2 separate regions of the Homo sapiens genome follow, and region 1 is linked to region 2. A link is an interaction called in ENCODE POLR2A ChIA-PET data of the cell type or tissue named here. Cell type or tissue: A673. All regions are shown on one strand. Links, peaks and the distances in the headings refer to the core of each region. The heading gives the core; the rest is flanking DNA. Region 1 overlaps MPHOSPH9 (M-phase phosphoprotein 9). Region 2 overlaps PITPNM2 (phosphatidylinositol transfer protein membrane associated 2).

The links. Peaks named below come from ENCODE experiments on the same cell type or tissue, not always from the same donor. Only the 100,000 strongest peaks of a DNase experiment are listed, where the experiment ranks them.
Region 1: POLR2A ChIA-PET joins it to region 2 with 22 read pairs; 21 of 35 experiments call an interaction of 5 or more read pairs at or near these places.

The regions. Positions count from the first base shown.
Region 1 is chr12:123,221,273-123,232,238 of GRCh38, reverse strand. MPHOSPH9 (M-phase phosphoprotein 9) reads left to right here. Exons shown (of 24, transcript NM_022782.4): 2 at 1,717-1,978; 3 at 4,623-4,776; 4 at 9,112-9,201; 5 at 10,344-10,867. The coding sequence starts at 1,875. Among named protein-coding and RNA genes, the nearest start is that of MPHOSPH9, 6.4 kb to the left of the region's middle. RefSeq lists enhancers at 8,545-8,634, 8,695-8,764. In A673, for the core only: no CTCF peak of the experiment used is centred there; a DNase peak (open chromatin) is centred at 4,488; H3K4me3 peaks cover 1,748 bases; H3K27ac peaks cover 3,013 bases.
Region 2 is chr12:123,133,035-123,144,000 of GRCh38, reverse strand. The region is part of intron 1 of PITPNM2 (phosphatidylinositol transfer protein membrane associated 2); the gene reads left to right. Among named protein-coding and RNA genes, the nearest start is that of PITPNM2, 13 kb to the left of the region's middle. In A673, for the core only: no CTCF peak of the experiment used is centred there; no DNase peak of the experiment used is centred there.

The sequences.
Region 1 (10,966 bases), core at 1,062-9,061, 88 kb before region 2:
CCTTAGCAGGGGAAATAATAGATGGGGTTGCAGGTTCATCTCCCTGGAGAGCTTGTGTTTTCCTGGTGTAATAGCATGGTGATTGGAATCCAGGTATTTCTGTTGCCAGTTGGAAGGGGCAGTCCTTGACTGTTTCAATGCCCCATTTGTCGTGGGTGATGGGCTGAGCCACTGGGGAAAAGTCCATTTAGTTAGGTCCGGTTACCCTTTGCATTCACTCCTGTCCCTGAAGGAAATGGTCCCTGTTTTTGTGTAATGCTTTATAAAAGCAGGCCCTAGAAAGTGGGAATCTAGCAGAAGCGGAATACTAGATAATATTCCTGTTGCACTCTCTAAGCTTTTCAGTTTGTAAGCAGCTGAAGTTTTCTTTCTTTCTCCTTTTTCCTCTTGCTCCCTTGCTCTTTTATAAGTGCATGAATTCCCCAGGAAGGAGGCATCTTGTTTGACCTGTTACAGCCAATTTGCCATGGTATATATCCAGCTTCACTGAAATTTTAGTTGGCCTGGCAAATAATTTTTTTATTTTTATTTTTATTTTTTAAGAGATGGGGTCTTGGTCTGTTGCCCAAGCTGGAGTGCAGTGGCAGGATCATAGCTCACTGCAGTCTTGAACTCCTGGGCTGAAGTGATCCTCCCACCTCAGCCTCCAGAGTAGCTGGGACATGCTCCCAGTAGCTGCAGGCAGGCTCCAGTGTGCCCAGTGGTTTATTTTCTAAGAATAGCTGCACAGAGACAAAAGACCATATATATAGTTCAAAATGTACTTCCAGACAATGGGGAAGCTATGGTTGTTAACAGTTTAATTGGCTCTTTTTAATACAAATTAAATATTAAGTAGTTCAGTTCTTCTTGTCTCTGTATAAGTCAACAAACATATATACTTGGTAGAATTTATTAAACAAATGAACAAGGCATGCAAGTATTCCAATTGTTACATAATAGAATTATATCTAGAACTTTCATTGTAAAGCCTGGCAAAATGGTTTGCGCTATAATCCCAGCTGCTCGGGAGGCTGAGCACTTGAGGCCAGGAGTTGTAGACCAGCCTGGGCAACATAGCAAGATGCTGTCTCTAAAAAAAAGAACCTTGATTATTAAACATATAAAAATCTGAAATATTACCTGAAAAAGGTGATGCTACTTTTGCAAATAATCCTTAATGTAGATTTTTAATTGAGATACATAATTCACATACCATAAAATTCAGTCTTTTACAAGTGTACAATTCAGTGGTTTTTAGTTCACAAGGTTGTGCAGCCATCACCACTATCTAATTCCAGAATTTTTTATCACCCCAAAAAGAAACTCCATACCAGCTGCACTCACTCACATTCTCTCCTTCCCCAGCTCCTGGCAGCCATTTGTCTATGAATTTGCCCATTCAAGATATTTCATATCAATGAAATCATATAGTCTGTGGTCTTTTGTGACTGGCTTTTTTTACTTAGCATAGTATCTTCAGTGTTCATGTATGTTGTAGCATGTGTCTTTTTATGGCTGAATCCTATCCTGTTCTATGAATATGCTTCATTCGTTTATCCATTTATCCATTGATGGACATTTGGGTGGTTTCTACATTTTGATTATTATGAATACTGTTGCTATCCTTAATGGAGATCTGTATGAAAGCAGTTAAGGTTTCCAAAGTTATGTAAAAACAGTTGCTAGCTTTGGTGGCTTTTTATAGTAGTATTTTTTTCCCCCATTCATTTTCAGACTCTCTTGGAAGTTTAGGATATTTCACAGTTCTGAATGTTAGCCACTGAAAATGCCAGTAGATGATGAAGCCTCTGAAGATGACACGGATTCATTTTTCTCAAACAGCCCAAGAACCTTTATTTTCCAATAAGAGAATATAACAATTTCTGTACACTATGGAAGAGTTTGACTTGGTGAAAACCTTACACAAAACTTCATCTTCTGTAGGATCTGATGAAAATTCTCTTCATTCTCTTGGACTGAACTTAAATACTGATAGGTAAGAATGGGATTTAAAAAAAATGTACCAAATCAGAATAACCTTATTTGCATACGTTTATCAACTTATCCAAATAGTGTCATAGTTACTGATTTGAATTATTATTATTTTTTAACCTATCATCAAGAATGTTCAGGGAGGCTGGGCGCGGTGGCTCATGCCTGTAATCCCAGCACCTTGGTAGGCTGAGGCGGGTGGATCACCTGAGGCCAGGAGTTGGAGACCAGCCTGGCTAACATGGTGAAGCCTCGTCTCTACTAAAAATACAAAAATTAGCCAGGTGTGGTGGCACGCGCCTGTAGTCCCAGCTACTCAGGAGGCTGAGGCAGGAGAATTGCTGGAACCTGGGAGGCAGAGGTTGCAATGAGCCAAGATTGCGCCACTGCACTCCAGCCTGGGCGACAGAGCGACACTCTGTCTCAAAAAAAAAAAAAAAAAATGTTCGGGGACAGATGTTTAAGTCAGGAATAGGTTTGGTCTTTTCATGTTTCTCATTTCTCTCAGAGATATGTACTTTTGCATGGAAAGCATTCTGAAAAAGAACTTGTTTTGCTTGTTTTACTTTCCTTTATACTTTTTTGTTTGTTTTTGGTAAATTACAAGCATATCTTTAACATTTAGTTGCCTAAATATTATTTCTACATTTTTAAATGATTGGGACAATTGATGTTTTATGTTGCAGAAATACTTCACCAATGTGGGAAGTAGCAGTTAAAGTTGAGTATTAGGAAGTTAAGACAATAACAGACTCTAAGTAGACAAAATAGTGGACTAAATAGATGTTATCAAAGTGTGTTTTATGCATTTTATTAATTTTTTAAAATGCATTTTATTTTTAAGCTATCCTGTGATTGGTTTTTTATTTTTTAATGGTCTTAACACAGATCATGGTTTGTTTTTCATCAGAGCCTGTTTACTTTCAATTTGCACATAGTCTGACAAGCTTGGTTATTGGGTTTCTAAATTTATAGTAGTGTAGAAACAGCAAAGAGGCAAGGACTGTAAGAGAGGAGAGCATCTATAAAGAGCGGGTACAAGGAAGGAAAACAGCGGTTTTGGGGCCTTACTGGTAAAGGGGCAAGGAGCTTTAAACACGGTAGGTCTTGAAGAAATTGTGTATTATAAATAAATACATTACTTTAAAAGTTGTTAATTCTCTGCCCTTTTCAGGAGGAATTTAAGGCAGCTTACATGGGTATATAAAACAATGGGGGTGGGGAGTTGTAAAAAACAAAGGAATATGTGAAATAAAACGAGAAAAGGAAATTTTAAAAGGCACAGGAAATGGTCCTACAGTAATCTGTATGCACTTGCAGAAAGTTGGCCACGCATTTTGGTTCTTGTATTACTTGGTGGTCCCTTTAAAGTACACTTCTAGAAGATATTCCTGTTAGAACAGTGTTTGATTTGGCTGGAGGAAGCTAACTGTGCCTTGCTAGTGAAAATTAGGCAATTAAACTTGTCTTCCTTTTCATTGTGACTGGCAGTTAAATTGGCCACATTTAAACTTGATTATTACAGCTATGTAAAATCCTTTACTGATAACATATATTCTTTCCTTTGAATTTTTTTTTTTGACGGAGTCTTGCTCTGTCACTAGGCTGGGGTGCAGTGGTGCCATCTCAGCTCATTGCGATCTCCGTGTCCTGGGTTCAAGGGATTCCCCTGCCTCAGCCTCCTGATTGGCTGGGACTACAGGCACGCACTACCACACCCGGCTAATTTTTTGTATTTTAGTAGAGATGGTGTTTCACCATGTTGGCCAGGACAGTCTTGATCTCCTGACCTGGTGATCCGCCCGCCTTGGCCTCCCAAAGTGCTGGGATTACAGGCGTGAGCCACTGCGCCTGGCCTCCTTTGAATTTTTAGTAATATTTTCACTGGTCCTAACTATTATTTTATTGTTATTTTTATTTATTTTTTTAAACAAATTATTTGTGAAAGAAAGCAGGATATCAAGCAGTAAATAAATTAAAATGATCTTTTGGTGACTAGATTTTAAGTACATTTTAATGTCCTGAAATATATTGTGTGTTTATAAAACAAATCCGAAATAACTTACCTGAAGTTTGGAAAAGCAGTACTCCTGGAAAAACTCAGTGCTGTTTTACACACTGAGTAGGCTAAATAAGTCCTGAATATTTGCTGCTGATTTGCTTGGCACAACTTTTATGCAGAGATAGTGCAGAGATAAGCATCAGCTTATCGTACCAAATTAAGGGTGTCCAGTGAACAAGATTTGACTGTCATTTGGGGCAGTGGGGAAAGAATCCCCACTGCACAATGAAGGGCTGTTCTGAAAGTTGGGGGAAATAATCCTCTGGAATAGCTGAGATCAGAGAAGCTGGAAATTAATCTTATTGTTTAGCACAGACTTTTTCTATTTTCTGCCGATCCTTTGGAGTGTTCTCTCACTTCTGGAGAAGGTCTTCTTGTTGTGTTCTTAAAAAGAGTACAGTGCGGTCTTTTTACTGGCCGTTTCCTTTTGTGGAGCAACTTGTGATCAGATTTTGAACAAATGAGGTGCCATTAGAAGGATTAAATGTCAGTGGTTTTGTACTGCTCTGCTAAATCTTGAACTGCTGAATTATTCAACACTTTGATAGAATGAAGAAAACCATTTGAATTATTTATGTTTCAACAGAAGTAGTCCCCACCTTAGTACAAATGGGGTATCCTCTTTCTCAGGGAAGACCAGACCATCTGTAATTCAAGGTACAGTTGAAGTCCTAACTTCTTTAATGCAAGAGCTACAAAACAGTGGAAAGACTGATTCGGAACTTTGGAAAAACTGTGAGGTATCTAATTTTGTTTTATTTTTGGAATTTTAAAATAATTATGTTAAAACATACCTCTACTAAACTCTAAATTATTAGAAATTTATGTCCTGAAGAGCATGACACTTTTAAGTTAATGCTAAAGTGGTCAAGTATATTAATTTGGGAATGATATTGAATGAATGGGAAAAAGGTGATCAAAAGTATTTTTTAACAATATATTACTGATTAGACATACTAATTTGTATATTAAATATGAACTAAAACATTGTCTTGGTTCAGAGACCTGAGAATCCCAAAATTATTAAAATTGTTACTAATTGTAATGTTGTCAGTAACTTATATGGAATTGTCATCATTTTGAAAAACCTAAATCCACTTTGAAATATTTTCAATGTTCTAATTATAAATTGAAGCTTCTATTTAGTACCTTACCATATTCAGCTGTGATACATTGCATTATATTGTTTTCAGATCAGTGGTTCTTTCTTTGGTTCATAGGTTAAATTGTGATATAAAAATGTAACAGTTAAAAGAATACTTACATGGCCGAGCACAGTGGCTCACGCCTGTAATCCCAGCACTTTAGGCGGCCAAGGTGGGAGGTTTGGTTGAGGCCAGGAGTTTGAGACTAGCCTGGGCAAGATAGCGAGACCCTGTCTCTACAAATATAAATACATAAATAAATTAGCTGGTCATGGTGGCACGGTGTCTGTAGTCCTAGCTACTTGGGAGGCTGATGTGGGAGGATCACTTCAACCCAGGAAGTCAGGGTTGCAGTGAGCTATGATCACAGCACTACACTCCAGCCTGGGTGACAGACTGAGACCCTGTCTCTCTCTATATATAAAAAAAGAGAACCTGTAATCCCAGCACTTGAGGCAGAGGTGGATAGCTTGTGCCCAGAGTTTGTGACCTGCTTGGGCAACATAGCAAGACCCCCTCAGTAAAAAAAAAAAAAAGTATATATAAATTTTATTTCATAGGATAATGCTCAAGATAGACTTTCCTAAGGCTGGATTTGATAGTTTTTTATAGAAATGTTTAAACCATTATTAATTCTTAGAAAGCACTAGATCTTGTTTTAAACGTTAATTGTACTTTTAGAAGCATAATTTGTGTTATTTTTCAGAATGTAGAGTAAGCGAAATGAAAGATTACCTGGTTTAAGAATTCGATAGCAGCAACTGCTAAGTGTAATTATTTATATCCATTATCCATAATTATTGAAATTATAAAAAAGTATTATTATATGCTTAAAAAATTGAGTTTTCAGTTTTTATACTTTATGCTTGTTTGCATATAATAATCAGTATGCACTAACGTGAAAGACCTTTAAAAATGCCCATGCAAATGCAATTAAAAATGGAATGTTTTATTAAGTATATTAAATGCTTCCCTTAATGTATCTACTCATAAGCTTTTTGTTTATTTGTTTGTTTGTTTTTGAGACAGAGTCTTGCTCTGTTGCCCAGGCTGGAGTGCTATGGTGCGATCTCGGCTCACTGCCACCACTGCCTCCCAGGTTCAAGTGATTCTCCTGCCTCAGTCTCCCGAGTAGCTGAGATCACAGGCGAGCGCCACCATGCCCAGCTAATTCTTGTATTTTTAGTAGAGAAGGGGTTTAGCCATGTTGGCCAGGCTGGTCTCGAACTCCTGACCTCAGGTAATCTGCCTGATTTGGCTTCCCAAAGTGCTGGGATTACAGGCATGAGCCACCGTGGCTAGCCCTTATTAGCTTTTGATAACTGAATTAACATGCTTTAGGACAAAGGAGGCATTGCCACAATGTATTTTAACTTCTGGAAAATTTGTGTTTAACTAGAAATTGTTACTTTTGATAATTAGAAATCAACCTTTTTTTTTTGACATTAGCATCTTAAGTCAGAATCAGAATATATTCCCTGCCCCACCTCTCCTCTCCCCTCCCTCCCACCCCCTCCCTCCCTCCCTTCCTTTCTTCCTTCCTTCCTTTTCTTTGTTTCTTTTTCTCCTCTTTCATTCTCTCTCTTTTCTTTCTTTCTTTTTTTTTTTTTTTTTGAAATAGGGTCTCATTCTGTCATCCAGGCTGGAGTACAGTGGCACAATCTCTGTTCACTGTACCTTCAACCTCTTGGGCTCAAGCCATCCTCCCACCTCAGCTTCCCAAGTAGCTGGGACTACAGGTGCACACCACCATGCCCAGCTAATTTTTGCATTTTTTGTTGAGACAAGGTTTTGCTATGTTGCCCAGGTTAGTCTTGAACTCATGAACTCAAATGATCCACCCACCTTGGCCTCCCAAACTGCTAGAATTACAGGCATGAGCCGCTGTGCCCAGCCTCTGAGCTCTGTTTTTATAACAGCTTTCAAAATAACATCAATTTATATTATCCTGAAATGAAATTCATAGGTAATATAACCTACCTTTACCCGCTTTAAAAAATCAATATACTATCCTAAATGTGACATAAAGGAGAAATAAAAAATTTACAGTAAAATAACATGTATTTGGATATATCCATGTCAGGCACATGTTCATTAGAAGACATAATGAAGTAGTCATGTTTACCTGTATGTACTCACTGTGAATTCAGCAGCTGAACACAGATCAATATAGCTATGGTGTGTTGATGATCCAGGTATTGTGTACAGCACCTCCACTGGTGACATGCTTTTCTGAAAGGGTGACCAACTTCTCATGAGATTTTGAAACTTAAGTTTGTTTTGATGTTATGAATACTGTGCGAAATATTTATTGTTTTATAACATAAAATGGACACAGGACAATTCTTCATCATGGGGGACTGCCCTATGATCCGCATGCCTGGACCCTGCCCACTAAATGCCAGTGATGTCCCCCCAGCTTTGTCATGACCGTGACCTCACAGATTTCCAACATGGAGTTCCTTCCCCATTGAGATCACTGCATCATATTTAAATTTAAAACTTAGGCCTGTAATCCCAGCACTTTGGGAGACCGAGGCGGGTGGATCACTTGAGGTCAGGAGTTCGAGAACAGCCTGGCCAACATGGTGAAACCATGTCTCTACTAAAAAATATGAAAATTCGGCTGGGTGCAGTGGCTCACGCCTGTAATCCCAGCACTTTGGGAGGCCGAGGCAGGCGGATCATGAGGTCAGGAGATTGAGACCATCCTGGCTAACATGGTGAAACCCCGTCTCCACTAAAAATACAAAAAAATTAGCCGGGTGTGGTGGCGGGTGCCTGTAGTCCCAGCTACTTGGGGGCTGAGGCAGGAGAATGGCGTGAACCCAGGAGGCAGAGCTTGCAGTGAGCCGAGATCATGCCACTGCACTCCAGTCTGGGCGACAGAGCAAGACTCTGTCTCCAAAAAAAAAAAAAAAAAAAAATGTGTATATATATATATATAAATTAGCAATTAGCCGAACATGGTGACACATGTCTGTAATCTCAGCTACTTGGGAGGCTGAGGCATGAGAATTGCTTGAACACGGGAGGCGGAGGTTGCAGTGAGCCCAGATCATGCCACTGCACTCCAGCCTGGGTGAGAGAACGAGAGACTCCGTCTCAAAAAAAAAAATAAATAAATAAATAAAACTTAATCCTTTTAGCCATCTATGAGATATTATTATTCCCATTTTATAAAGTAGGAAACTGAGGTACAAATTAATTTGTCCAGGACCCCACGAGTTTTTAGTGGAGAGCTTGGAGTTAGAGTGGGGCAGGGGTAGGAGACAGAGTTCACAAAGTGAACATTTAAGAGACTTTCTGATGTGGCAAATACTATGAAGGAAATAAATAGGATGACAAGAAAGAAAGGAACTGTTAGGATGGTTTGAGAAGATGACAATTAGGCTGAAATTGCAGGGTGGGAAGACAGCAGTCATGGTGAGAGCTGTGCAAGAGCTCGCGAGGTGATGGGCACATCAGGTGCTCAGCTGTGAGGTGGGAGACAATTTTGGCATGCTCACGAACAGAGGATGCCCGTGAGGCAGGTGCGTAGTCAGCAAAGGACAGAGGGCTGGGATGAAGTGGAGAGGTGCGTAGGAGACAGACAGTGCAGAGCCGTCTAAGGAGAGCTTAGGAGTGGAAAGATGCTGAAAGGCTTTACGCAGGCAGTTAGTTTTCATAGCCACTTCCTGATGTTGTATATTGCTGCATGTGGTCTGTGGCTGAAAGTTTCCCAGCCTTGAGGCTGAACGTAGCCTTCTGTAGAACTCCCTGCTCTCTTGGTGTGGCGCGCCAGCATACTCTAGCTATGAGAGTGCTGATGGCTCTTGGGATTTGGGATGGATCATGACCTAAAAAGGGCTCTTTTACACTGGAGGAATTGTTCTGTGAAATGTTAAGTCAAAAAATTATTTTTAACTAAAATATTTTATAATTTAATAGACCAGGTGGTTACAGCTATTCAATTTGGTGGAAAAACAATGCCAAGAACAGATAGTTGCCCAGCAGGAGCAGTTCCACAACCAAATTCAAGTAAGTTACCATTTACATTGATTCCTTTTTTTATATACATATACATACGTACATATACACACACACACACACACATATATATATACACACACACATATATAGAAATGGAGTCTCACTCTTGTTGCCCAGGTTGGAGTGCAGTGGCTTGATCTCAGCTCACTACAACCTCTGCCTCCTGGGTTCAAGCCATTCTTCTACCTCAGCCTCCCGAGTAGCTGAGATTACAGGCACCTGCCAACACGCCCAGCTAATTTTGGTATTTTTAGTAGAGACGGGTTTTGCCATGTTCACTAGGCTGGTCTCAAACTCCTGACCTCAGGTGATCCACCCACCTCGGCCTCCTGCCCAGCCCTTTTTTACTTTTATTTTCATTTATTTTTTTTTGAGATGGAGTCTCACTCTGTTGCCCAGGCTGGAGTGCAATGGCACGGTCTTGGCTCACTGCAAACTCCGCCTCCCAGGTTCAAGCAATTCTCCTGCTCCAGCCTCCTGAGTAGCTGGGAATACAGGTGTGTGCCACCATACCTGGCTAATTTTTGTATTTTTAGTACCAACCATGTTGGCCAGGCTGGTCTGGGACTCCTGACCTCTTGATCTGCCCGCCTTGGCCTCCCAAAGTGCTGGGATTACAGGCGTGAGCCACCACACCCAGCATCCTTTTTTATATTTGTAAGAAAAAACAATACGTTATATCAATTTTTTTTTTTTTTTTTGAGACAAGGTCTCACTCTGTCACCCAGGCTGGCGTGCAGTGACATGATTTTAGCTGACTGCAACCTCTGCCTCCTGGGTTCAAGAAATTCTCCTGCCTCAGACTCCTGAGTAGCTGGAATTACAGATGCGCACCACCGTGTCTGGCTAATTTTTAGTAGAGTCAGAGTTTCACCGTGTTGGCCAAGCTGGTCTTGAGCTCCTGACCTTGTGATCTGCCCACCTCGGCCTCCCAAAGTGCTGGGATTACAGGCGTGAGCCACTGTGCCTGGCCACCAGCCTCAATTTTGTTTATAAACTAAAGATAAAGTATCACATTATCTTTAGAATAATATCTCATCATATTTTGAAACATGATATTCTTGTAACAGTCATAAAAATATGATGTTTAATATACTTTCTTACCCAAATCTATAACTTTTTATTTCCAGCATATACAGGAGGAGATAAAAAATTTAGTCAAATTACAGACTAGTAGTGCTTCCTTAGCTTCCTGTGAAGGAAATTCTTCAAACAAACAAGTATCTTCGGAAAGTCAAATGGGTTTTTTTTCTCTAAGCAGTGAGAGAAATGAATCTGTTATCCATTATCCTGAATCCACAGAACCTGAAATACAGCAAGAAATGTCCACGTCACAACCAGACTGCAATGTGGATAGTTGCTCAGTAAGCAGTGGATATGGCACCTTTTGTATCTCAGAATTAAATCTGTACAAATCTAAAGACCCTAAGGAGTTCATGGAGCACATAGATGTTCCCAAAGGACAGTATGTAGCACCTGCGGTGCCGGCTGAGTCACTTGTAGATGGTGTGAAAAATGAGAATTTTTATATACAGACTCCTGAAGAGTGTCATGTGTCTTTAAAGGAAGATGTATCCATTTCTCCTGGTGAATTTGAACATAATTTTCTTGGTGAAAATAAGGTTTCTGAAGTATACAGTGGGAAAACAAATAGGTAAGTAGAATTTCTATCATTTGAAGGGAGTTTATTACATTTAGAATCTAGTGTTCCTTTTAATGCACTATAATAGAATGAGATGTATTTGAACATTTA
Region 2 (10,966 bases), core at 1,287-9,286:
AAATATGGAATCCATGGATAGTGAGGATCTGCCACCTTTGGCATCATGTCAGCCCCCACGGTGTATCCAGCCTAGCTCAGGGCACCTCACAATGCTGATGGTACTTAATGGATGAAGACTGGAGCTGCGGGATGAGGCTGTGGGCAGATTCTTGTGTTTGCTTGTCTTAGGTGCTACAGAAAGACAAGCTGTCCTCCCTCAGCCCTGCTGTAGCTTCTTCTAGAAGGGCTGCTGCCAGCAGAATGGTGCCCATCTCTCTCTGCTCAAGTCTACAGGTAGGAGGGACCCTGTACTTTCATGCAGTGGGTTCTGGCGGCAGCCCTGCAATAGACTTGGCCTTTCTTAGGAGCTGAGACCAATCCTTCTCCCAAAGGAATAATCCTCTTACGGAGGTGTTTCAGGCCAAGATGGGGGGTTCCTGGGGCCCCCATGCCTCAAATTGTGGCCTTCTTATGCCTGGGCTCTCTCAGAGGAAGCTTTCCCAAGTCTTTTGCCTGTTGTGTGCCCTCTTAAGAGTTCGTACGTACGTCATACGGATTATTACTGTTTCTCCTCTGCAGAGCTGTTTATTTCCCCTTTTGAGAGGTGGCTCCTGGGGAGGGCCTGAATTTTCTCTTTTGGCAGCTGGGGGGCTTCCCTTCCAAGTCTGACTCACAGGCTGTGCTGTGGAGCAGGGCTGTGCACTTTGCTTCTGTTGTCCTCCTGGGATTAGAATCAGGCCCTTGGGCTTCCCAGCCCCCTAGGGAGGGCTCACTGGGCACCAGTGTCCTGCATGAGGTGGTGAGCCAGTGGGAGAGCTTGTTATGGGTGCTGCTGGCTCCACCCTCTGCTGTCTCTCTAGACAGCCCCTTGGAGGGAGGGATCGAGGGAGGGGGGAGGGGGATAGGGATGGGTGTGTCAGGGTAGAAATAGGTGGCTATTCCCAGCTTTCATCAGTGGCGTGAGGTTGTCTGAGAGGCAGGGCTTCCCCACAGGTGTGGATGCGTGCTTAACACTGGCTTGGCGACGGTGCTCTGGAGAACAGGAGGACATTCTTCCTCTCACACTGAAGGGCCCATTTAAGTGCTTTCCTTGGTACTTTATAACAGTTGACTTTTCACTTGCTTTTTTTTTTTTTTCATAAGAGGGAGAAAAACTCAACATTTTTTGCAATTAGAATTTTTCCCATGTGGGTAATCACACTGGAAAAAAGCATTTAAATCCTTTGAAAACCACACATAAGTGAGGCTCACGGAGCAGGGGGAACATTCAATCAGCAGGGGTGGCCAGACGTGGAGGCACTTCAGCGGGTTATCGTGTAAGGAAACAATTATTTTACATTTATTTTGGGTTTGCTTGTTGCAGCATATTTCAATTAGTTCATCAGTGTTGTGCATCTGACAGGCCAAACGTTTATTGTGGTTGAACCATCTGGGAGGTGGGAGGCCTGCAGCCTTCCCCATGGCAGTCAGGAACTACTAGTTTAAAGGAAATTTGTTTGATGTGTTTAAGAACCCAACACTAAAACACCATTAATAACAAAATCCTCAAGAATTCTGAAAGCACTCTCACCTATTTCGCCATCAGTTGGGCATGCATCACTCGAGACTTCATTCTTCCCCTAAGCGGGACATTTTCCAATACGCTGAAGCAAAGTTTTGAAGTGGCTTACTTAATTGGTCCAGAGCACGATTTGTATTAACCCAGCAAGGAAAATAGCTCACTAATTTATATTTGAGTGTGAAATAGCTTATGCATTTGCTGCTGGGAGTAGCAAGGGATGCATTTAGCGGATTCTTGCCATTAGTATGCAGCTGAGCTCCTGTCCTGTACTGTGATAGAGAGTATTAGTTTGACTTCAGTTCCCAGCCTTGGGTGACTCACCAGAGCATTGTGAGTTCACGGTAGTGACTGCTGACCGGTGCAATTTGTCGTGCACTCTTTGAATACCAAGATTTTATAGTACCTGATTTCACCCATTTTTCATTTTACTTCAATTATTCCTCCCCACCACACCCCCACTAAAAGTTCTCTTTCCTGAGGAATGTTCTGTCTGACTTTCCAGCAGGGGGGATAAAGGAATTTAGAATCAAACAAATAGGAGAGCCAGAAGGAGCACTGGAAAAAACCGAGTCCAAGGGTTTGACCTTTCCACAAAGGGGAATGACTTTCCATTTCCCTGAAACCCTGAGATCACAGGGCTGGGTGTGGGGTGTTGGCAGTGGAGCGGGATTAAGACTCAAGGACACAGCTAGTGAGCTGGAGGCCGGCTCATAAAATCTGGGACGTGCAGCTCACTCAGGTTTGTCTTGGTGGCCTGGGAGCTGCAGGACTGGTGCTTGCAGGGTTCAGGCCAGTGGCTCCTATACCATACCCAGCCTCGTCGACTCTGTGTTATGGGCTTTTCTGGTGCTTAAGATTCCTGCTCCAGGAGACGGCTGCTCTTCCCTCTCCAGGAGACGGCTGCTCTTCTTTCTCCAGGGAAGCCTCCAAACCAGAGGCATCCCTGGCGTATCCCAGCTGCTTCTCAGGCTGGGGGGATCTTAGCTATTTGTGTTTGAGTTGCTGGTGCCAGGCCCAGTGGCATGGTAGTGATCCAGCGTCTGTGGATTGTTCTTGCAGAGGCAGTGGCTGGAGGTGCAGAGGGGAGGGGCCTTTCCCGCTTACCCACCTTTTGTCTAAGACACCGCAGTGCATGGCATACTTCTGCCCATTGTGCTTCACAGGACTCTCACAAATGTTGCTGTGCCCATTTTACAGGTGAGGAAACTGAGGCTCAGAGAAGTCATGGTATGGCCCTCAGTGCTTTCATTTTTTGTGTCTCACAGATGGGGACCCTAAGACTCAGAGATGTCATGACTTAGGCCTCACCACACAGGGAGTTAACTGCTGGCTGGACTCTAGACCTGATCCCTCATGTTCATGCTTGTGTTTGGTCATGTTCTGTTACACAGCCTGTGCTGTTGTTTTAAAAAATCCATCAGTATTTCCTGATCTAGTTGAGTCTAAGCAGTACAAAGTACCTTTCAATTTGGGTTTGTATGGGGTTTTTTTTTTTCCCTTTTCTTTTTTCCAAGAGGAAAACAGAATTCCTCTTCTGTTTGTTCTGTAGCTTTTCCTTTTCAAAGAGGCCAAAGGGATGCATGGACTTAGAGCAGATTCACCAAGACAGGATTACATGCTCTGGGATCACATCTGTCTATGTGACTTTGAGGCCAAATTTGGACCTACTTGTGAAGTTGTCCAGCCATGCACCTGTAGGCTGGAGGTTAGAGAGCAGGAGTGGGGTCTAGCTAGGCCTCTGGGGTGTGGTCCTGGGGGGTTTAGGAGTCTTACTTGAGAGTCAGTGCCTTTTTCTCCCTTTAAGGGAGAACAACGTTCAGACTGGCTGGGTGACAGCTGGTCAAGCAGATCCCTGTTTATGGCCTCCTTTCTGTTAGGGGGTGGGGCAGGGGATTTTTTTAAAAAGAGCACAGTTCCTAGCGGCTTGTCCTGGAGGAGGGGCCTCGCTCACCTCCAGCCAGAGCCAGCTTAGTCTCCATCTTTCCCTGAGCCTGCTCATTTTTGCTCTTTTCCTTGTTCTCTGACTCATTAAAGAAGGAGCAGGGGCCCAGAGCTGACCTCATGAATAGGGCAACAGGAAGCCAGGTTGGGGAGGAGGAGGCTGGAACTGGTGGCTGTGTCCTCTGGGGGTGCCCACTTTCCTTGCTGTCTCTGGGCTGTTCTGGGCTGAAGGAGCAGAAGGGCCTGTGGCCACTGGGCTAAGAGGATTAAGAGGTGATGCAGGTGGTCCCAGTGTGGGAACCTCTGACTCAGGTCCCCTTAGCAGGAGTTATAGGGCCTGCGTTCCCCGGGGGCCTAAGGGGGCATGTTCAGAGCAGCTGAACCTGGTTCTTGATCTAGATAGAGACACATCCCTTGAACTTCTCAGACCATCTAGAGTCAGACCTGCGTTGCTGTCCTCTTGATTTAGCTCCCAGGACCTGGGTGTCCCAGCCAGCCTGTGGGGTGCCAGGGGACACTGAGTTATCCCTTTTTAGGTTTCCTCAGGTTGCCTAACTTGGTTCTAAATTTGAAAGAGGGATTTAATTAAATCTCTGGATGAAAGAAAACTTGGGGGAGGTGGTCTGTGGGGAAGGGGTGATAATAAGTCATACCTGGAAAAGTAGAAGTGGACTACTTGGCCTCTGGGATGGACAGGGATTCCCCAGAAAGCAAACAATGAGGTCTCAGGGCTGGGCCTCCCTTCTCTCCAGGTGGTGGATTGCCAGTTTATTCCTACTCTCACTATAGTCTTGCCTAGGTGCTTAGAATAACCCAGAAAGATTCTAAGCTTCTGGCCATGTTAAGGCCTCAGATGCAGAGAGAAAATGCAGTAGATTCCAGCAGATGTGGTGTGTGGGAGAGGACAGGAAGGGTCTCTGGAAGCCCAGTGGAAAAAGAGAGGCACCAGGTGAGGCTTTGGACAGAGCAGGAAAGAAGGCAGAGATGTGCAGTTGTCTGTTGTTTTTTTTTTTTTTTGAGAGGTAATCTCTCATTGTCGCCCAGGCTGGAGTGCAGTGGCACGATCTCGCCTCATTGCAAGCTCCGCCTCCCGGGTTCATGCCATTCTTCTGCCTCAGCCTCCTGAGTAGCTGGGACTACAGGCGCCCGCCACCACACCCAGCTAATTTTTTTGTGTTTTTAGTAGAGACAGGGTTTCACTGTGTTAGCCAGGATGGTCTCCATCTCCTGACCTTGTGATCCGCCTGCCTCGGCCTCCCAAAGTGCTGGGATTACAGGTGTGAGCCACCGTGCCTGGCCAACGATTGTCTGTTTTTAAAAACTGAGGTGAATTTACACATGATATGAAATTAACCATTTTAATTATTTATTTATTTATTTTTGAGACAGGATCTCACTCTCTCCCAGGTTGGGGTGCAGTAGCACAATCGTAGCTCACTGCAACCTCAACCTCCTGGGCTCAAGGGATCCTCCTGCCTCAGCCTCCCAAGTAGCTGGGACTACAGGCGTGCATCACAGTGCCTGGCTAATTGCCTAATTTTTTGTAGAGACAGGGTCTTGCTATGTTGCCCAGGCTGGTCTTGAACTCCTGGCTTCAAGTGATCCTCCTGCCTGGGCCTCTCAAAGTGCTGGGATTACAGGTGTGAATCACTGTGCCCAGCCTGTAAAATTAAAATTTAATTTTATAAAATTGAAAGGATTTTTAAAGTATATAATTCAGTGTTATATAGTATATTCACAGCAGTGTGCACTCACTGGCTCTATCGAATTCCAGAACACTTTCATCACTCCAGAAGGAGACCCTACACCCATTGGCAGTCACTCCCCATTCTTCCCTCTCCCAGCCCCCTGGCAACAACTCATCTACTTTCTGTTTCTATTGATTTACCTGTTCTGAACATTTCATATTTATATTAAATGGAATCATATAATGTATGGCCTTTTGTGTCTGGTTTCTTTCACATAACATAGTGTTTTCAAGGTTCAACCATGTTGTATCATGGATCAGTACTTCATTCCTTTTTTTGTGGTAAAATATACATAATATAACATTTACCATTTTAAACATTTTTATTTTTGAAACAGGGTCTCTCTCTGTTGCTTGTGCAGTGACACCAACACAGCTTACTGCAGCCTCGAACTCCTGGGCTCAAGTGATCCTCTTGCCTCAGCCTCCCGAGTAGCTGGGACTACAGGCACGCACCACCATGTCTGGATAATTTTTGTATTTTTTTGCAGAGATGGGGTTTTGCCATGTTGCCCAGGCTGGTCTTGAACTCCTGAGCTCAAGCGATCCACCCACCTCAGCCTCCCAAAGTGTTGGGATTACAGGCGTGAACCATTGCACCGGCCGTCTTTTCTTTTTAAGACTGACTAATGGTTCATTGTAGGCATACACCACATTTTCTTTCTTCATTCATCCATTGATAGACGTTTAGATGTTTCTGGGCTAGTGAAATTTTGACTTTGGTTTGCCTCTGGATGAGGAACAACAAAAGACAACTGAACTAGGAGGGTTTAGGGACCCAGAGACATCAGTTGTCCCATTTCCAAGGTAAGTGACCACTGACAGTTGCATCTTTCTTTTGTTTTGCTTTCTTCTTCTTCTTCTTTTTTTTTTTTTTTGAGACAGAATCTCGCTCTGTCACCCAGGCTGGAGTACAGTGGTGTGATCTTGGCTCACTGCAGCCTCCATCTCCCGGGTTCAAGTGATTCTCCTGCCTCAGCCTCCTGAGTAGCTGGCACTACAGACACGCACCACCACGTCCCGCTAATTTTTGTATTTTTAGTAGAGATGGGGTTTCACTTTGTTGGCCAGGCTGGTCTTAAACTCCTGGCCTCAAGTGATCCGCCTGTCTCGGCCTCCCAAAGTGCTGGGATGATAGGTGTGAGCTACTGCACCCAGCCACGAGAGCACCTTTCTGTGCCTTGGTTCCAATACCCACCTGGTAACAGTAGCAGTGGTCCCTCAAGGCTGCTGTGTGGATTCAGAGAGACTGGCTGGGAGGGTGGCTTTATGAGCTGTCAAGTACACTCATGAGCTGCTGTTGTCCTGGTCAGGCACAGAGCAGGTATTCATCAGTCATGAGTATGAGGGTTGGTAGGGCACAGCCTTCTTCTGCCCACCTCGGCCTTCCATGATCTGGAAGGAGCCAGAGGGGCTCACCTGTGATTCTATCTGCCAGAGGGCCCCCTTTCCTGAAGAGGTTCTGGGGCCAGCTCCAGGAAAAGGTGGCAGGTATGTGTCCTGGCTCTTGGTGGCCTTCAGAATGTGTGCTGACTCCTAACAGATAGTGGTAGGGAAGGCACGAGACACATAGCCTCCTGTAGTTCTGTCCCCTTGGTCCGCCTCTTTGGTGCTCCAGGAAATGAATCCAGGAGGATGACATGGGCAGCCGCCTGGGTGGCTGGCTCAGAGCGGAAAGTCAGTCTGGCATTCACGAAGTCACACTTGCCCTCATTAGGCTAATTAACTTTCGATGTGGAAGTGCTCCATGAGCAAGTGACTTAGGAAATCCATTATCAGGCCAGGGTCAATTTTGTGTGCTGTGGTGCCTATGACGCTGTTCTGTACATTTCCATATTCACCAATTAAGGGGGCTTAATTATTATTATTATTTTTTTTGAGACGGAGTCTCGCTCTATCTGGCCAGAGTGCAGTGGCACAATCTCGGCTCACTGCAATCCCTGCCTCCTGAGTTCAAGCGATTCTTCTGCCTCAGCCTCCTGAATAGCTGGGACTACAGGCGCCTGCCACCATGCCTGGCTAATTTTTTGTATTTTTAGTAGAGACGGGGTTTCACTGCATTAGCCAGGATGGTGTCAATCTCCTGACCTCGTGATCCACCCACCTCAGCCTCCCAAAATGCTGGGATTACAGGTGTGAGCCACCATGCCTGGCCAAGTGCTTAATTATTAACTTAGGGCTGGGTGACTAAGGAGGAGTTGCATTCAACATGCTTTGAGAATTTTAAGGCCATTTGTGAATTAGCTGTAATATGGTAAATAATCATACTCTTAATCTTGTGAGCTGTGTTCTAGATTACATGGAAGATAAGCTGAGGCCGAGGGGTTGATTTATTGAAGGCCACAGGGATTGAGACTGAGGGGGAGTCAGAAAGAACAAGAAGGAGGCCCTTTTCTTTAACACCAAGTTAAATTTCTATTTTTTGTTATTTTTTCTGGTTTTGATAAATGAGTTTAATTTTTTTTTTTTGAGACAGAGTCTCGCTCTGTTGCCCAGGCTGGAGTGCAGTGGTGCGATCTCGGCTCACTGCAAGCTCTGCCTCCTGGGTTCACGCCGTTCTCCTGCCTTAACCTCCCAAGTAGCTGGGACTACAGGTAACTGCCACCACACCTGGCTAATTTTTTGTATTTTTAGTAGAGACAGGGTTTCACCAAGTTAGCCAGGATCTTCTTGATCTCCTGACCTCGTGATCCACCTGCCTCAGCCTCCCAAAAGTGCTGGGATTACAGGGGTGAGCCACTGCGCCTGGCCAAAAAAATTTTAAGTAATGTATGTTCATGGGAAATTAACAAAGATAAATTAAAAAACCAAATAATTAAAAAATGTCCATCAACTGATGAATGGGTAAAGAAAATGTGGTATATACATTCAACAAAATATTATTCAGCCATGAAAAAGAAGGAAATCCCAAAATGGGTAGGGTGGCACGGGCTTGCAGTTGCAGCTACTTGGGAGGATCACTTGAGCTCAGGAGTTTGGGGCTATGGTGTGCTATGATCTCGCCTGTTAATAGCTACTGCACTCCAGCCTGGGCAGCGTAGCGAGACGCCGTCTCTAAAAAACCAAACAAAAAGGGAAATCCTGCCACGTGGAATAACATGGATGAACGTTTAGGACATTATGTTACATGAAATAGAACAGTCACAGAAACGCAAATACTGCATGATCTCACTTATACAAGGTACCTAGAGTAGTCAAATTCATAGACTCAGAGAGTGGAATGGTGGTTGCCAGGTCTGAGGGGAGGAAGCAATGGGGAGTTAGTAATCTACAGGCATAATGTTTTAGTCAAGTGAGATGAATAAGCTCTAGAGATCTGCTATACAACATTGTACTTATAGTCAACAATAACATATTTTACACTTAAGTTTTGTTAAGGGGGGGGGTCATATGTTACTATGGTTATCACAGTAAAATTTTTAAAACGTCAAATGGTTTAAAAATATTTAAAATGAAAGTACATTATTCCTAGCTATAAACATGTTTTATTTTTGCTTTTTTAAAAAAATGGAACCTGAACCTACCTATAGGCTGCAGGTTTGTTCCTGCCACCGGGAAGGATCCCACCTTCACCCTGGACGTCTTTGCTTGACTTCTGCCTTTGTGGTCTCCTAGACTGGGTGTGGCCACATTTAATTCAGCATGTGTAAAGTGCTGGCTGGTGTGGGGCGTTTCCAGCTGACACAGAGTGGGCACTGCGAAAGGCTGCTTTCCATGAGAATGTCTGTCCACATGGTTAGGTTCCCAGGCTAGCCCACCAACAAAACATGATCTATCGTGCAGCTGAATTTCTGAGCTTTCTCCTGCTAGGCCCACCAGCTACAGCACCTGTGCTTGTTGGGGAACTTACTGAATATCAGAGCCTCACTTCATCCCACAACAACCCTCTGTAGTCAGCTCTGTTGTACAGATGAGAAAACTGAGTCCCGCAGAGGCCTTATTTCCTCAAGGTCCCATGGCTAACAGATTCAAATTTAGGCCACCTGGCCCTGAGCTTTATGTTAAAGTGCTGCTTTTGACAGTTCACCACACAACGGGCCTATTTTGGAGTTAAATAGGCTTTTGGAGTTAAGTAGGCTCAAAAGCCTACTTAACCTTGGAATCTAAGCATTTTGTAAAACCTTTTTTTTTTCCCTTGTAAGTGGGAAAACCTGTCCTGGGCGCACCCAAGAAGGAACACTTCATGTTTTCAAGGCTTGAGAGGAGCCTCCCTGCAGCCTGGTTTGAAGGAGGCATTTGTGTGTGCAAGAACGGTTGTGCCTGGAGGGCTTCCTGGCACTGACTCATGCGAAGCCCATTTGTCCAGGACCCTGTGGGTGACACCGCCGCAGACTCTTGCAGGAGGTGTGGAGTGGTGGTTTCCATCACATCACCAATGTCCTGGGTGTGCTCTTACCTGGTCATATGGCTCAGGGGTGGTCACCGGGCTTGGCAGACCCCAGCACTTTGGGAGGCCAAGGTGGGCAGATCGCAAGGTCAGAAGATCGCGACCATCTTGGCTAACATGGTAAAACCCTGTCTCTACTAAAAATACAAAAAATTAGGTGGGCGTGGTGGCACGCGTCTGTAGTCCCAGCTACTTGGGAGACTGAGGCAGGAGAATAGCTTGAACCAGAGGCGGAGGTTGCAGTGAGCCAAGATCACGCCTCTGCACTCCAGCCTGGGCAACAGAGCGAGACTCGATCTAAAAAAAAAATGGATAAAGTAGCTCCTGGTTGGAGATATTCCTTATATTGTTGAAATCTTTGCCTATCCCTCAGTCTCTATGTTTTTCAGAGTAATGAGGCTGGGGCCGGATGCGGTGGCTCACGCCTGTAATCTCAGCACTTGGGAGGCCAAGGTGGGCGTATCACCTGAGGTCAGGAGTTCAAGATTAGTCTGGCCAACATGGATCTGGGGACATAGAGATTTGAGCAAACTTTTTCGTGTACAGTGAGGGAGGAGCGTGTGTGTGTCTGTGTGTGTGTGTGTGTGTGTGTTCATTAATAATTGTGATGCTAAGATTGCCTTCGGTAGTTCATCTGGATATTTTTTCCACATTCCTCATGTTTCTACTTTTTCCTGTATTTTGGATTCTCCATTTGAAGGCAGGGAAAGAGGAGGAGGTTGAAGGGAAAAGTATTCTAGTCCTTTCCAAACATTATCATGGAAGATTTATCAAGGGAGATCGAAACAGTCTCTTCTTCCCACCACCTACTATCATCCCACAGAGTTTAAGAAAATACTCAAATTCTCTCTCTTCCATTGGCATCAGATTCACAGCCCTGCCTGTGGTGGGAAGTGACTTTGGTGCATTGGCTTCATTCCCACAGTGGACATAATTGAGGCTCTGAGTGATCAATGTATTTGTTCAGGGTCACACAGCCAGCAGACACCAGAGCTGGAACTAGAATTGGATTTTCCTGACTCTACAGCCAGCATTCTTCTTTCTGCTGCTCTGTACACAATGGCAGGAATGAAGTAGGCAGATGGCAGGGATTTGCCATGGAGCCATATCTGGGGCTCTTATGGGACTTGCCTCTTCCCTGCCTCTAAAATTTCAGGTTTGGCAAGTATTGGTGAGGATGTGGAGAAATTGAAACCCTCGTGTGTTACTGGTGGGAATGTCAAATGGTTGCAGCTGCTGTGGAAGACAATTTGGTGGTTCCTCAAGTGGTTAAACACAAAATTCCCATATGACATAGTAGTTCCACACCTAGTTCTAGGTCTATACCCAAGAGACTTGAAAGCAGGGAC